2 separate regions of the Homo sapiens genome follow, and region 1 is linked to region 2. A link is a contact called in ENCODE Hi-C or POLR2A ChIA-PET data. All regions are on one chromosome and are shown on one strand. Each heading gives the region's core, a stretch centred on a gene start or an enhancer-like site at or near the end of the contact. The rest is flanking DNA. Distances are from core to core; before and after follow the strand shown. Region 1 has its middle 86 kb from the start of ERVE-5. Region 2 has its middle 140 kb from the start of ERVE-5.

Region 1 (3,868 bases), core at 523-3,022, 52 kb after region 2:
ACCACCGCACTCCAGCCTGGGCAACAGAGCGAGACTCCGTCTCAGAGAAAAAAAAAAAAAAGGAAAAACAACCCTGGCATTTGTCAGCATGCATGCTGTTGAAAGCTGTGGGATTAGATGAGGTGATAAGGTGCAATTGTGTAGGCAGGGCCCAGGACAAAGCTGCAGTGTTTTAAGGTCTGGAGAAGAAAATCCAGCAAAGGGGACTGAGGGATGGCAGGAGCGAGGAGGAAGAGAATCAGTCAGAAATAATGTCACTTTGGGAGGCAAGGCGGGCAGATCACCTGAAGTCAGGAGTTTGAGACCAGCCTCGCCAACATGATGAAACCCCATCTCTACTAAAAATACAAAAATTAGCCAGGTGTGGTGGCAGGTGCCTATAATCCCAGCTACTCGTGAGGCTGAGGTGGGAGAATCACTTGAACCTGGGAGGCGGAGGTTGCAGCGAGCCAAGTTTGCACCATTGCACTCCAGCCTGGGCGACAGAGTGAGACTCCATCTCAAAAAAAGAGAGGAAAAAAAAAGGTCAAAAGAGCAGCACTTTTCAGAAGGAAAACATGGACAACTGTGCCATGCTGATGAGAGATCAAACAAGATGAAGTCCTAAATGGTTCACTGGAAGCAGCAACGTGGAAGCCCCTGGTGACTTTGACATGAGCAGTTTCACTGGAGTGTGGCAGACAGAATCTGACTGAGGAGCTGGGGGTCAGGGCGGGAGGGGGTGCTCAGCAGGCAAGGGTGTCACATTTGTTAATGAAGACGGTGTCACATTTGTTAATGAAGATGTTCTCTCCTTTGAATGAGATGATGCATTTAGTGTGTAACAGTGTCCGGCTCACAGTCGGGCCTTGCTAACACTTTGCTTTCACTCACTTCCTTATCTTTCATTCACTGACCAGAAAGGTTAATGGTGGCTGTTCCTCTTTTGAAAAGCGGATTGGGAACACCAGCATAGCTATTTTGACACTGGGATTTCTGTTAGAAAAGTAGATGTGACTTATTCCCTTTGGGTGGAACTCCTTTTCTAGAAAGGGAGGCAACACACATGTTGGGTAAATCTCAGTTTCTAGAGTCAGGCTGCCATAAGTTAAATCTCAGTTCCGCCCCCGAGACATGTAGCTATGGGGATTTTACATGAACTCCCGAGTCTCAGTTTTCTCACCATCAACCATTCATCAGAATAGTGCCTACCTCACCAATGCACACCTTAAGCACCTGGCGCCTCTGTTAGCTACCATTTAAGTTGAGAATTTCCCTGTGAGGTTTTTTCAGAGGAGGTTCCTTCTACAATAAACCACCAAGTACTTGGTCCCCTTTTGCAGAAATCCATCCACACCATGTGTAAACACAGGGGCTGGGAACTTGCATGGTAAACCAGGTCAGCCAAACACGGATTAACAATGCCAGGCCCATTTCACCTGCAAAGTATCAGCGACTCTTCAATCGGCAGGTCCCCAGCTGCCTTGCAGCACAGCCAGGGCCTAGCATAGCGCTGCCTCCTTCCCTTTCACTTGTCCTCAGGAATCCCCGGAGATCCAGGGTGAGGCTCCTTTAGTCTAATGAGAAGGAGGCATTCTGACTTTTTAGGTTATTTTCTCTTCCCAGCCCCTGGCAGATGGAAAAAGAAAACAAAACAAAACAAAACAAAAAAACAAACAAAAAAAACCCCGCCACAATAATTGCTGCTTGCATGAATGACCTCAATACGGGAAGAGTGCTGAGCGCCTAAGTCCTTGCACTGCTGCCAGGCCTGGCGTCATCATGATTAACACAGCAATCACCGGCCAGGGAGCCGGGCCGCTCTGCCTACCAGACACCCTGACTGGGTGACTTACGGCTTTATATTTTTAAATTGGCCTCTCTAGCACCGTCTGATAAATCAACACACAAGTCATTAAATGGTTCATTATCCCAGTAATATGATTCATTCTTTGTGCCAAGAAATGCAGGAGATGTCAGGAAACTTAAAAATATCTCATTTGAAGCCATGAGTGCCCATCTACATAACAGATTAACTGGATGAGAGAGAGTGGTTGGACATGGAGGTCAAAGAGAAGACTCAGCAGGTGGTGGTCTTACCTGCAGCAGTCCTTTACCTCCTGCTGAAAAATGTAAGTCACACTCTCACTAGGCAGGCTCTGTGCTGGCCACACTTTCTCCCTCATAGGCTCAGAAGGCGGTCATGCTGGCTGCAGGCACCTGCTAGAGAATTCACAGCCGAGGGCACTCAGCTAGGGTCATTCCTATAGGAAGAACACCAAGTCCAGAAGATGACGGGGCCATGTGCTATGGAAGAAAGAGCACTCGGTCCCAGTTCTGCCACCAGGTCTGAAACTCTGGGTACATTGCTTGAAATGAAATCACAATACTTTGTTGTCATCATCTGTCAAACAAGAAAGTCATTCTCCACATTTTTTCAAGTTCTTTCTAGCTCTAAGATTCTATGACTCTAGTGTGTTGGAGGAGAAGAGAGGAAGGCAGAGTTGAGAGCTTGGTCAGAGCTGAGTTCCAATGTATCTGATATGTGGATTATGTAGGAGACTCTTCCACCAAATCTACATACACTATTTTGCATGAAGGTTGCTAATTTATGTTGATTGTGTCAGTGATGGCTCCTTTAGTAGAAAGAAGAAAAAAAATCTAAATGAAACTGGCTTAAGCACTAAGGACATTTATTTGTTTGTGTATTCTGCAACCTCTGAATGTTTGCTTTGGTCTCCATTACAACACCTGGGACTAGAAGAGTCCCTAGACTCATGGAACTTAATTCTAGTTGGGGAAATAGATAATAAACAAAACATATGTAACTATATTATCTAATGTCAGGTAATGACAAATGCAATGAAGACAAACAAACAGGACAGGTGAATAGAGAGATCCTTTTTTACACAGAATGGTGATGGAAGGTCTCTTTAAGGCAATTAATAGCTGATACAATGTTGGTAAATAAAGGTATGACAAGAAGACTATGAGACCTTCAGAGAAGATTCCTGCCAGGAAGCACGACTACCAAGAGCACAGATATGTGGTTAAGCATACCAGGCGAACCCAGTGAACTAGATTTCTGTGGAGGATGGAAGGAACCAGCATGGTCCACCCTGTTGGGGAGCTCAGAATGGAGCTGACAGTGTTGGCTGAGAAGTTTGGAAGGGTTCCTATGACAGGGCCACATGTTGCTGTAACCAAGAGCTCAGCATCTGCCAAGGACTCAAGTGAATCTTCAGGCAGATTTCTACAGCCCCCACTTGCTCAGCTCCCTCTTCTCCAGTGGCCTCCCTCACAAACTCCAACAGTCCACAACCCTGATCTCTAAATACTCGGCTTAGTGAGATCAATGCTTTTGTTGAGTTTCTACCTCTCTGCATTTCAGAAAAAAACCCCAAAAAAACAAACAAAAAAAACGGCCCAAGAAAGAAAGCTGGGACCCCCTTTTTAGAGGCACGTGAACCAGAACAACTCCATCTTGAATAGGAGCTGGGTAAAATAAGGCTGAAACCTACTGGGCTTCATTCCCAGATGGTTACGGCATTCTAAGTCACAGGATGAGATAAGAGGTCGGCACAAGATACAGGTAATAAAGACCTTGCTGATAAAACAGGTTTCAGTAAGGAAGCCGGCTAAATCCTCCCAAAACCAAGATGGCCACAAGAGTGACTCTGGCCATCCTCACTGCTACACTCCCACCAGCAACATGACAGTTTACAAATACCATGGCAACGTTGGGAAGTTACCTTATATGGTCTAAAAAGGGGATGCAGGAATAATCCACCCCTTCTTTAGCATATCATCAAGAAATAACCATAAACATGGGCAACCAGCAGCCCTCAGGGCTGCTCTGTCTATGGAGTAGCCATTCTTTTATTGCTTT
Region 2 (3,599 bases), core at 361-2,860:
AACAGCAAAACCATTTTGGGGTCAATCAAAAATACATTCCCCCAAACTTTTATTGCCATCCATCCTTAGTCACCTCCAGAAACAATTAGCAAACAATACCAGTGAGGAAGCACTCAGCCTAGGGGCGCCTGTACTGCTGTTATTATATTCGCCTTATAGAGCCTCCATGTCCACAGACCTAGGGCATCCTTTGACACTCACAGGTGTCTTATCATAAATGTATTTACATAGGACACATATGTATTTAAAATTTGTTTTCCCCATTGCTAAACAACCTCTTATGAAAATTCAAAGTACGATTAATTATATATGAATTTTTTTATAAACAACAAATGGCCAGGCACAGTGGCTCACACCTCTAATCCCAGCACTTTGAGAGGCTGAGGCAGGTGGATCACCTGAGGTCAGGAGTTTGAGACCAGCCTGGCCAACATGGTGAAACCTCGTCTCTACTAAAAATACAAAGATTAACCAGGCATGATGGCTCATGCCTGTAGTCCCAGCTACTTGGGAGGCTGAGGCAGGAAGAATCGCTTGAACCTGGGAGGTGGAGGATGCAGTGAGATGAGGTTGTGCTATTGCACTCCAGCCTGGGTGACAGAGAGAGACTCCATCTCAAAAAAATAAAAATAAAAATATATAAACTCAATTTGCATTACTTCTCCTTCTCTGATTTTTGTCTCTTCTTTTCCATCAAGTGCTTGCCTTTTGAGCCAGCTTTCTGTGGCTGCTTTTCTTCTGCCAGAAAAGGTGCTGCCCTGAGCAGCTCTGTACTCTCTCTTTCTTTGATTTTCTCTGTTTTTCCTGTCCCTGAAACCCCATACTTTATTCATTCAGTGGGGATGCCACAGCCTTCTTTCCTAGGAATTCCTTTCAGTGCAGAACGCTTCTGGCAGTCTCAACTTCTTTTACGCACCTAACCTCTCTTTCTGAATTTGTTATTTAATATATTGTCCTTTTATTCAGCATCTTTACTATAAAACCTTCTTCTTTATAGCAAGACAAGCATAAAATCCTCTCTAAGCCATGTCTTTTCAAGCTATTTTATCTCAGTCTTAATTCTCCTAATCTCACCTGTTTAAATGAGGAGAGAGAAAAAGGAAGAGGAGGAGGAGGAAGATGAAGAGAAGGAGGGGAGAAGGAGGGGAGAAGGAGGAGAAAGACTCACAGTGACAATGATTTGACTATCACTGGATGTTAGGATTATGAGTGATTTATTTTACGGTCTTTATTTTTTCAGCATTTTGCAGACTGTCTGCAATGAACATGTACACTTTATTCCAGTTGCCCTAAAAAGCTGAGCCTACGACAAAAGCTTACAGGCTAAAGCTTTGTTGGAGGTGCAATCCCAAAGAAAGAAGCAGGAATGAGGAAGAAAGAGGGGCAGAGAAAAAGCAAAAACAAATACTGAGCAGTGCAATTCCAAGCCGGTCACAGTCTCACAACAAAACATAGCTGACTGCTCAGTCACTTAGGACCTCACCAGAGAGGCCACAAGGAGCTGTGAGCCACAGTCAGCCAAGGAGGGTCAGGAGGCACTGGCTGTCTCAGCCTCTCCTGGGCAAAGTCTGCACTGACTCCCCACACTGGCAGACCACGTGGCTCCACAGGAAAAGCCGGGCTGCAGGGGACCTGACCCAGCCATGCCCAGGTGCACCGTTCCTCCTGTCACTTAGCACCACACGTGGGGGCTCTTGGTCTGCAGAGCTGGTGGCAGCAGCGGAGGCAGTCAGGGCTCCTGGAACACAGACAGCTGAGCTATTGCTAGAGCTGCTCTGGCTGGAGGCAAGGCAAGTCTGCTGATCAAATGCTTTTATAGCTAAGAAAATAAGAATAGCTTGTTTTAAAATATTAGATTCCATTATAAAGTCTTGATCCTTTTAGCCTCAGCTTGCTGTAGGCTCATTCAAACCTTTTTATATCCCAGATCTACACTGGACACAGTCCTTTAAGACAGAGTCATAAACCACAAAGCCCACGGGGCCAGGCCAGGAACACGCACAGGAAAGTGAGCTGAGTGGAGGCTGCGGAAGTGCCGGCTGGGTGGAGGCGGAGCGCACACACCTCTAAGTCACGACTGCCTGGCTTCGGCCCACGGCTGTTACACCTTTTGACTTTGTTCCAAAATATTTTAAAATTGAAATTCACGACTTCTCTAAACGTGAGAAATCTCATTTTTCACTGTTGACAAGTGGACTTTTTTTCCCCAATATTTTGAGCTAAACAAAACATGTCAGCTCTCCACAGACAGTTTTTATTTGTCCACAAGCTTGTGACGTCTGCTAATAAAAAGACTATGGAAAACACTTCATTTTCCCAACCTCTGCATTGCCTCACATGATAGCTCATGTTTTCATGAAGGTTCCATGTGTAAGACACTGAGTGTTACACATGGAGTTCCTCATGTCGTTTTGGAGCAGCACTGTTACATAGGTAATATTATTAGTCCCATTTTATAGATGAGAAAACTGAGCCTCTGGAAGCTTAAGCATCTTGCTCAAGATCATTCGGATGGTGCATCGCTGGTGTGGACTTTGCACACCTTCAGGGGCCAGGCCTCCGTTGACTTTTCCACTGAAGATGTGCCCACACGTGTTAACCTCTCTGAAACTCACAACCCTGTCTAATTGCAGGCTGCTTGGCTATCACTATTCCGCCGATAAGGAACTTGAGACTCAGGGATGTAAAGTGACCCTCCAGAGGTTCCAAGCGTAAGAGGGGAGGCAGAATTCAAAGGCAGGCATGTGTGACTCCAGGCCCAGGAAGCCCCAGCCTGGGGATCCCCAGCCTGCTGAATTCACAGAGCTTCAGAGCGGTCCTGGGTGCTGGAGGCAGAACAGATGGAGATGGGCCCAGTACTCATGCTGGAGAAAGTCCTCTGGACACAACTTGCCAGTCTCATGCAGGTTTCCCTGGGGCACTCACTAAAAACAAGATTGGTTCTTCTGACATACCCTGAAGGTAGCCACTGCCAGGCAGCCTTCCCCAACTTATTTCCCCAGTGGCTTCATTTCCCAGCTTCCACACCCACCACTAACAGCCTTCCCCTCTGAGAACTAGACTCACTGAAAGCGCGGACTGCGTTTTAAGTGGCTGTGACTCCCCAGGGCTCATTTTACCTAACAAAGGAAGAGATAATCTGTGACACTGTGATATAATAAGAAATAGACATATATACATATATTTTTTAACCCCATGCCTCTTGCTTCTGGCACAGAGCTCTTAAGACCTTTGTAATTTCCTGAGCCATTGACTATCTAACACAGAGCTCCTAAATCCCTTGGAATTTCCTAGGTAACAGGAGTCTCTTTGGTTCTTATGAAGTGACTCTTGGTGGGCTCCTGGGTGGCCTCAGGATGGGGGCTGGTTGGCAGGGGAACCAACCATGTGATTAGGGGGTTGGAAGTTTCAGCCCCACTCCTTGATTTCTGGGAAGAGGATAGGAGGTGAAGGTTGAGTTGATCACCAGTGGCCAGTTGATTTAGTCAATCAGGCTTTTGGGCTGGATGTAGTGGCACACACTTGTAATTCTAGCACTTTGGGAAGCTGAGTGGGGAGGGCAGGATCCCTTGAGCTCAGGGGTCCAAGACCAGCCTGGA

The links. A loop is a pair of places that touch in the nucleus more often than their neighbours do. ChIA-PET counts read pairs that join two places held with the same protein, here RNA polymerase II (POLR2A). Pooled maps may share reads with other maps.
Region 1: a loop to region 2 is called in a map of psoas muscle, with 5 times the contacts of the local background. The contact joins two enhancer-like sites. A Hi-C loop is called at or near these places in 1 of 168 maps with a recorded cell type or tissue (psoas muscle) and 2 of 50 pooled maps. POLR2A ChIA-PET finds 5 or more read pairs at or near these places in 2 of 52 experiments (GM12878 and H1).

The regions. Positions count from the first base shown.
Region 1 is chr19:28,518,664-28,522,531 of GRCh38, forward strand. It overlaps the pseudogene LOC100420587. Among named protein-coding and RNA genes, the nearest start is that of ERVE-5, 86 kb to the right of the region's middle. Within about 2 kb of position 1,773, at least 4 of the 41 ENCODE cell types and tissues checked have a DNase peak (open chromatin) inside an H3K27ac peak, as active enhancers do.
Region 2 is chr19:28,467,286-28,470,884 of GRCh38, forward strand. It overlaps the pseudogene LOC100420587. Among named protein-coding and RNA genes, the nearest start is that of ERVE-5, 140 kb to the right of the region's middle. Within about 2 kb of position 1,611, at least 7 of the 41 ENCODE cell types and tissues checked have a DNase peak (open chromatin) inside an H3K27ac peak, as active enhancers do.